Linked DNA regions of Homo sapiens: regions 2 and 3 are each linked to region 1. A link is a contact called in ENCODE Hi-C or POLR2A ChIA-PET data. All regions are on one chromosome and are shown on one strand. Each heading gives the region's core, a stretch centred on a gene start or an enhancer-like site at or near the end of the contact. The rest is flanking DNA. Distances are from core to core; before and after follow the strand shown.

Region 1 (2,879 bases), core at 28-2,527:
AAAAATACAAAATTAGCCAGGTATGGTGGCTCATGCCTGTAATCCCATCCATAACATTAATTTATTAGGCAAAACACTCCTTGCCATGGAAACAGAAATAAAGAATAGTCACAAAAAAAAAAAAAGAAAAGAAATAAATAAAGTCTGTTTTATCTAATACAAAAAAAAAAAAATAGCCACTTCCCAGCAATAACATGAACTCCTGGATTTAAGACACAACCAATATCAACAGGTGGAGAGCATCTTCTGCATACGTGCCCCACCTTTGAAAACTGCAGCCATTTATCACTACCAAAATAGCATTTCTTTCATTGGTCTTCCTGTAAGATTGATAAATCTTAGATAAATTAATCCAGAATTAATTGAATATAAGTTGGAATCTCAAGCGAGGGATACTAAGTGGATAAAAGTGTTGCTCAATGTACTGGACACTATGATTGATTTTATAGGCAGGAGAGTTGTCTTCTGTGGGAATCACAGACAGAGATTCAGCATGTATTCCTGCTTTAGGGAACACAACATTTCTCCTCTATCTTCCTTGTCTTGTCCTATCTGGATTAGTTCTCTCTTGTCCCTGACAGACTGAGAAACTGACTCTAATGCCTCAGAGTGCATTCATGTGAATTTATAACACAATAATGTTTATCAGCCTCTGCTGCCAGTACCGGGATTTTGCGACTGAAAGACTGTTCAAAACGTTATGATAATTTGGATTTTTAGTCTTTGGGGGCATCCTAAATAATAAGTTTAGCATCGGAGAGCTCGAGTTCCCCAAAATCTAAAATAATATTTTTTCAAATACTTGAGTGATCAGTTACAGACACTAATCTCCAAAAATCTCAATACGGGTTCTAAGGCTAGGTGAGACTATCCTCTACCCTAGAAGGACATGCACTTTAAGGACAGGCCGCTGAGATGGAGCTGGGCCTTTCCTGCAAGTAAGTGAACGTGATGGTAGGGTATACCTGACAGCATAGTTTGACAGGGGATATAGACTTTCAAGGAGAAAATAGACATGAAATAGATACATGCAGAAGTATAGTCAAATTGAGGGAAGATGACACTTAGGCCAGAGTAGTGTTTATTCACCACTCTGTGCAATCAAGCGCCTCTGAGAAGGCCTTCTTTACCGCCTTGGAACTGTCTTGGAACCTGAGGAAACTACATAACCCAGAAATCTCTGCGTCGAATGACAGCGCGTCAGAGCCAATGAGGGCTCAAAATAAAGGCGTTTCCGCGGAAACAGTATAAAGGTGGGACTTCCGGCGTCCTCTACTAGTGGCCATTTTGATTGGTGTTGGGTGTATTTTCCAGTGAGAGACCGCGGAGTGTTGGGTCGTGTAGAAGTGACTGAACCCAGAAGGTGGAGACGAGACGTTGTCCCGACTGCACAGAGGCTGCTCTGCAGCTCCTTAAAGGCGCTAGGCGTGACCCGCACCAAGGCCGGGATCGGGACCACCGTGCCCGGGTACCTGCACTGCTCGCCCCCTCCTTTCGACCCCGCTTTCCCCACCCAGTCGGATGGCGGCGGCCGCGCTGAGGCCCCCGGCTCAGGTAATTGTGGCGTCTTCCGTGCCCTCAGGTCACCTCATCTTTACCTAAGTCCAAAAGCAGAGAGGAAGCGGCGCCTGCTCAAGGTTTTACACCCTGAACCCGGCGTCGGGACACTGAGGCGCTCTCTATGGGCCCCCGTTTTTGACACCCGCGGGATGCGCTCAGGAGAGCTACAGGCACAGGGAGCGGTGCAGGCAAAGGCCTGGAGATGAACTGAGCCGAGAGGATCGTAACCTAGGGTCCACAGGCACCTGTCGGGAGCAAAGTGTGAGGCAGAGCTCCTCCTGGAAGAGCAGGCTGAGGACCGTGTATTCACCCTGAGAACGCTGGAAGCCATGGACAGCTTCCAACAAAGGAAGGAAAAGATCAATGTCCAGGCTTTAAAGGTTTCCCAAAGTCCAGTCGAAAAAGAACACAGGGGATGACTTTTGGGCCCTGGGAGGTTGAATTCTTGTTCAACCTCTACAGATCAGATAGGTGCTAAGAGATGACATTTTGTACTGAGGCGCTCAGTTCAGACAACCAACTCGCGTTTACCTAGTTACAGGGCCAAGAAAGAGTTCAGGGAGGCCTGAGCTTATCAAATCTCATCAGGGATACATTCTTGTAGCTTGTGCCTCTCCTCTCAGGAACTCCTGGCTGCAGAAGCACTTGCAGAACCTCCGCAGGGAAGCGGAGGGTGTTATTCCCTCACTGGCCCTAACTCCTATCCACATGCTCTTTAGATTGGGATGTCCTGGGATTCTTAGGTACCTTTTTTTTTTTTTTTTTAAGTTTTTTGATATGGGAACCCTGGAGGAACCTTAAACCCAGGATCCAAAGTCTGTGACACAGGATATATGGAGGTATTCCCATTTCTGTCAACCAGTATAAACATACTTGGAAGGTTAACCCAGGAGTTAGTACCAGGATGTGAAATGCTTAGAGGTGAAACTGACCAGAGGGAGGAGGTGATGTTGCCACAGTTTCATCTGGCTGTAGTCTCCTCTGGCTGTACAGTGGAGAACAGACTGTGGGGTTGAGAGAGGAGGAAATAAGATGAGAGTTGAGGCTTTTGCCGTAATCCAAGTGAGGGTTAACAGACTAAGATTCATGGCTAAGGAGATGTGGCTGGATTCAAAGTTGATATTTTGTTACAGCATCTAGGTTTCCTAATACACAAAGTAAGGGCATGAAGAGAGCAATCAGGATCCCGAGGTTTTTGGTCTTAGTAGCTGTAGCTATGGAAGCTGCATCAGCTGAGATGAGCATGTTGGTAATAAACATAATTAGAATATTATGCAAATATCAGGATGACTGTTATGGCCATATGAAGAGTCAGAGAC
Region 2 (2,884 bases), core at 208-2,707, 350 kb after region 1:
TCTGCCCTGGCTTCATCCACAGATCACTTACTCATTATAAAAAGGGGTAAAAGTGCTTTTAAAAGAATGAAAAAACATGGAGTAAGGGTCGTCGTTCACATCTCAGCTGCCTTTTGTGGTCCCTGATCCACTCGCCAGGACAGACAGAACCAGAGAGATGTCCTGCGCAACTGGCCTAGGCTCCCCGAAAACCCGAGGCCAGAAATACCCAGGAAGTCACAGATTCAAGCATCATGCACAGAAAACAGCAACTCGATGCGACACGTGGTCCCGCTCTGACTCCAGGGCAGGAAACCATCCGCAGGACATGATGGGATGGGGGAAGTGAAATGGAACCGAGGAGGTGACATGGAACCAAGTGACTGTGCCACTCAGCCTCGCCCAGGAGTCAGCAAGGACACAGGCGAATATATGGGAAAGTGGAAGGAGGGCAGACAGAAATGGGGGAAGCGGGGAGGGAAGGTAGCAGGGAGAGAGAAGACAGGAGAGGAAGGAGCAAGAGCAGGGAAAGCCAGATAGTCTGGACGGGGGTAGAGGGGGATTGGGAAAAGGAAGGAGCCCAGGAGGGTGAGAGAAAGGAAATGGGGAAGGAGTGATGGGAGGGTGAGTCAGGCCCCCACCCCAACCCCCTGGGTCAGGACCGAAGCCAGTACACCCACTCTTGCCTCTTCCACGAGAGAGGTCTCCGGGGTGGGCGCAGACACCTAACTCAAACAGAACCCACCCCCAGGTGACTGGGGAGAGGCGAGATATTCCAAGGGTGGGGGCAGCAGAGACAATGCCCATTCTAGGCACCCCTTTGGTCCCCGCACCCTCCATCCCTTCCCTGCTCCAGCCCCTGGGGCCACAGCCTGCCCAGCGTCCCCCCACCACGGACACCCTCACATCCTCACACCCTCAGCCCCCACTTCCTCCCCTCCTCTTCCCTTCAGGAGCCTCCCCCTCCCTTCTCTTCCCCACTCAGGAGCCTCCCCCTCCCCCTTTTCGCCCCCCTCAGGAGCCTTCCCCTCCCCCCTTTCTCCCCCATCAGGAGCCTCCCCCTCCCTCATCTCTCCCCCATCAGGAGCCGCCCCTTCCTGTTCTCCCACCCACAGGGTGCCCTAAGCGCCTCCCCTCCACGAGCCTACACGGGGTGGGGGTTGCACTAGTTCCCTACCTGCCTGCAGGGCCCCTCACCGATCTGGATCTCAGCCACCTCCGGGGGGACCCGGCCCCTGCCCCGCACTCCACGCGAAGGGATGCCAGACCCTCGGCCTCCTGGACGCACAGCGGGGGCTCGCACCCCAACCCCGGGAACACCCTGGCCCCTTTCCCTAACGCTGCCCACTGAGGCGTCCTCACCGTCTACCCTGTTGGGGTCGCTCTCTGACCCCCGCGCTGCATCCCCGGGACCGACCCACCTGCTGCGCAGCTACCCCAGGCCGGTCCCAGCCGCCCGGAGCCCCAGTGCGCGATGGCGGCCGGCAAACTGCGCCTGCGCACTGGGCCTCACCGCGGACTACGACTCCCACAATGCCGCGAGGCTGTGCCGCGCACCGGGGCGAGCAAGGGAGCCGTGACAGGTGACAGTGCGCATGGCCAATCAGACGCGAGTGTGGCCTCCCGGCGTCCCGCCCACTCCGGCGCCTGCGTCATTTTGGGCACCATGGCAACGAAGTAAACAAGCGGGTAAATAATAGACCCCTGACAGCCAGAGACCCGGAGAAACAAAGACGGTGAGAAACGGAGAAACAAAGACAAAAAGACGCGCAGACCGGGAGGGAGAGAAGCATGAAGGCCCACAGACGCTCGGGGGCAGACCAAGACGCCCTGGGGTCCCCGAAACAGAGATGTACAGAGTCGGACACGGAAAGGGAGAGACCAGCTCACGGTTAAGAAAGGAGGGAGACCAGCCCAGGATCAAGAAAGGGAAAGACCAGCATGGGCTCAAGAAAAGAAAGAGACCAGCTCAGGCTCAGGAAAAGAGAGAGACCCAGAGAAAAGGAGCACTCGAGGCTGAGACAGATCTGGACAGAGATACAGAGACAGGGACCAGCAGACCCAGTACTGGGGAGACAAGAGGTGGAGACCCAGAGACACTGATGCGCTAAAATGGGTTCTACAGTTTCAAGGAGTGGATAGAACTCAAAGATTACCCACCCCAGGGATTCAGGAGCTGCTGAAATGAGGGAAATGTGAGTGGCAGCTGGGGTGAGGGCTTTGGCAAAGCCCCATATAAATGTAGCCCCCCTGGAAGGCAGGATAGGGCCAGGAGCTGCTTCCCATTTCAGTTTTCCAGATAGAGGCGCTTATGAGGATGCCATTTTGGTCGTTTTTGTGTGAACTGATTTTTAAAATGTATATCTGAACAGTTTATATATTTTAAATTTACATACACCACACATTTTGGTATTCAGTTTTATGAATTTTAACTCATATCCACCAACAAACTCGGGACAAAGAATAGCTCCACTGCCCAAAAATCCTCCTGCTGCCTCTTGGTAGTCACTCCCTCCCCACCCATAACCCCAGGAACAGCTAATCTAAGTAGTCCACTGCTACAATTTTGCCTTCACAGTGTCATATAAGTGGGATCATACAGTATGTGGCCTCTTCAGATTGGCTTTTTCACTGAACATAATTCCTTTGAGAGGCATTGAAGTAGTATGTATCAACAGTTCATTCCATTTTATTGAGAAGTAGTATTCTATGGTATATAGCAGTTTAAACCTTCTCCCACTGAGAGATATTAGGATCGTTTTAAGTATTTTGCTATTAAAAATAAAGCTGCTATGAACATTCGTGTACAGATTTTTCTGTGAACGTAAGTTTTCACTTTTCTGGGATAAAAGCCCAAGAGTGCAGTTTCTAGGTCACACAATGAACACGTGCTTATTAGTGTTGT
Region 3 (2,928 bases), core at 334-2,833, 360 kb before region 1:
CACATTACAGATCGATTTCTCTAGGGCTTCTGGTTTTTTTTCTTTTGGAATAACCTACATAATTACTAATAGATTTCGGTAATTTTTTTATTTCACAAGTGTTTTTCACATTTCGACTCCCTGTGCAAATACAGTTGTAAACACAGGTGAAATTTTAAATCACTTCTGAGGAAGAAGATAACATCATGGAATTCCACACCTTTTTTGAGGATAAGATGTGCATATGCTTCAACTATGAAAACGGTAGACAATGTTGTCCAGAAATGGCATGTATCAGCTGCTCTTGAGAAATAAAAATAAAATTCTAAGCACCCCCTAACTGACTGAATGGATGCCCTCTTGACCATGAGAACCCTAGAATAACTTTGGAAGCTGAATTCACCACTATAGAGGAACGGGAAATCAGACACACCTCATTATATCCCCTACCACACTACAATCATTAGGTTTTCTTCCCTAAGGGCTAAATAGAAATCAACCTTTTCAGAAGACTACTAGCTTATCTTCCAAGGTACAGAACAGAGAGAAGATGAGATTATTCATTCCTTCATCCTTCTCTGAGACATCTTCTTTATTCCCTTTTCCCCTCACGTGTTTACTCTATCTTATGTAAAATGTAGATTTACTGGGCACTAACTAAAGTTTCACATGTCTGTAATCATTTGTCTCACTGCCAACCCCTCTTCCTTTTTAAGGAAAATGTATAATAAATACTAAACCTCCTAAGAACCTCTTTGGAAAAACCAGCCACAGATGCTTCTGTGACTTACATTTTTCTGGATGTGCCCTTAGGCTGGTCCAGTAATCCTCCATGATTTGTGACTTATGCCTCAATCACTCATTTTGGTCGTCACTCTCATTTTCAGATAGGATTGTGATTCTTAAAATAAATGGAAAATATCTCAGATATGAAGTAGTAAGTATTATTAGAATAAAAGCGTTGCACCCTTCGTAGGAACACAATCGCTGACTCTACAGTCAGGTAAGATGTATTCTCTTTGATCCAGAGGCATAGCTTCACCCTTTCAACCTACTTCAGCGTCTCCTGTCATCCTTCCTACAAATTCCAGTCCATAGCCCTAACTGCGTAGTCTTTCTTTCTTCTTCTGGACCAAACATATTGAAGCTTACTAAACAGACGCCAAAGCGTAACTGTATGTGTATTTGAAAAGCAATAATATGGCTGGCAGGCATGAGTAGAGGCAGACTGCCTTTATGGTATGGGGTGTCTCTTTGGACCTGTAGTTATTGGGAATTAGCTGTGCTTAATAGAGTCTTAAGTAATAAGTTGCTAACATTTCTGTAAATATCCTATACTACAATCCAAAAAAATACCGTATGTTGCCTTTAAGAGCAAGCCAAGCCCCCTCCTGTCTTTGGAGTCGGGGACTCCGTTTCCCAGCTCCCCTGACAGTGCCACTGGGCCTTTATCTGCCATATAAGGACTGATCAACGCTCTAAGACAAGTCCGGAAGCGGTGTCGAAACTTCATAACCCAGAAGACACTGCAGCTCTCGGCGGCACGACTTACCCAATAAAGGCTTAGAAGGGGACGTTTGCGTGCGTGCGCACCGTCGGAGGGCGGGACTTCCGCCGTCCTCCTGGTGGTGGTCGTTTTGGTTCTGTGTGGTGTTTCACCAACTTCGGCCTATGGCTCTGTCTGACGTCACCGAAGTGACGGAACGGAAAAGCGCGAGAAGCGGCTCGGTTCCCACCACGGAGAGGCGGGAGTGAGTCAACTGACAAGCGCTGGGGACAGTGGCGTCCTTGTCTTGCCTTTGTCGCTCCCGCCCCGCTCTTCCCTGGCTGGGCTGGCGGAGGCCTTGCTGATGAACCTGACTGAGGTGGGTGTCCCGTCCCAGGCTCCCCCGCCCGACCGGTCCTCCCAGTGCTGAAGCCCCCTGAAGGGGCCCTGCAGGTCAGGCCCCTTGTCCCGAAGAGAGGGGCGTTCCTGTGTGGGGTCCCCGTATCAGCCGATTTGATGCAGCCTCAGAGCTCCCGTTAGGGACCTCAGGTTCAGAGCATGGAGGCGCTGCCGAGTGGGCTGTGTTGGGGCGTCAGGGGTGTGTGTTGTTTCTGCGGGAAAGAGAGGGTTTTGTGAATTCTCGCTTGGAATGGCAACCTGAGCAGCCAGTAACCATGGAAGGTTGTCAAGGGAGGGACAGTTGGAGGGGGCAGGTCCAGAGTTCGAAGTTTCAAGTTAGGAAAACCAGGTTAGGAATGGACACAGGGAGACGCGAAAAGGCCCTGAGGCCACTGCAGTAGACCCAGGAGAATTATGGTTGGGGCTGGACCAGTGACAGTAGAGGGAGATGTGATGAGATTCTTCATAGGCCTGAAAGATAGGGCCCGTAGGTTTTCCTGGTGCTTCAGTTATGTCTGAACAAAGGCAGTGAAGAACCGTTTCAAGTGTTTGTTTTGTTTTTTGTTTTCTGTTTGAACGTTTGGAAGAATGGAGTTGGGGAAGTCAGCATAAAGAGCAGATTTCCGGGAGAAGATCACAGGTTGGATTTTGGACATGGTGATTCTCAAATGTCTCAAGATGGATATGTCACACAGACAGGTGGACATAAAGGTGTGGAGTCTGAGGAAGGGGATTGGGTTGGCGATACCAGACGGATGGAGGGCTTGGACTGGGCCAGAGAATGGTCTGAGGATCAGATTGAGTAGGTCGGTCTCGGGTTTTTTTTGTTTGTTTGTTTGCATAAATTTAAGGAGTCAAGTGCAGTTTTGTTATATGGATATATTTGCATAGTGGTCAAGTCTGGGCTTTTAATGTATCCATCGCCTGAATAATGTACATTGTATCCATTAAGTAATTTTTCATCACTCATCTTCGTCTCATCCTTCTACCTGTTTGGAGTCTCCAATGTTTGTCATTCCACACTCTTTGTCCATGTGTACACATTATTCAGCTTCCACTTGTAA

What was found. A loop is a pair of places that touch in the nucleus more often than their neighbours do. ChIA-PET counts read pairs that join two places held with the same protein, here RNA polymerase II (POLR2A). Pooled maps may share reads with other maps.
Region 2: a map of naive thymus-derived CD4-positive, alpha-beta T cell shows a loop between it and region 1 (11-fold over the local background). The contact joins the promoter of ZSCAN18 here to the promoter of ZNF776 in region 1. A Hi-C loop is called at or near these places in 1 of 168 maps with a recorded cell type or tissue (naive thymus-derived CD4-positive, alpha-beta T cell), 1 of 37 single-sample maps with no recorded cell type and 9 of 50 pooled maps.
Region 3: a loop to region 1 is called in a map of CD8-positive, alpha-beta T cell, with 17 times the contacts of the local background. The contact joins the promoter of ZNF548 here to the promoter of ZNF776 in region 1. A Hi-C loop is called at or near these places in 2 of 168 maps with a recorded cell type or tissue (CD8-positive, alpha-beta T cell and naive thymus-derived CD4-positive, alpha-beta T cell) and 9 of 50 pooled maps. POLR2A ChIA-PET finds 5 or more read pairs at or near these places in 1 of 52 experiments (activated B cell).

Annotation. Positions count from the first base shown.
Region 1 is chr19:57,745,538-57,748,416 of GRCh38, forward strand. ZNF776 (zinc finger protein 776) reads left to right here and starts at 1,278. Exons shown (of 3, transcript NM_173632.4): 1 at 1,278-1,554. The coding sequence starts at 1,522. RefSeq lists an enhancer at 1,290-1,339.
Region 2 is chr19:58,096,774-58,099,657 of GRCh38, forward strand. ZSCAN18 (zinc finger and SCAN domain containing 18) reads right to left here and starts at 1,458. Exons shown (of 7, transcript NM_001145543.2): 1 at 1,401-1,458.
Region 3 is chr19:57,388,271-57,391,198 of GRCh38, forward strand. It overlaps ZNF548 (zinc finger protein 548), which reads left to right and starts at 1,584. Exons shown (of 4, transcript NM_001172773.2): 1 at 1,584-1,844. The coding sequence starts at 1,830. RefSeq lists enhancers at 1,142-1,221, 1,362-1,841.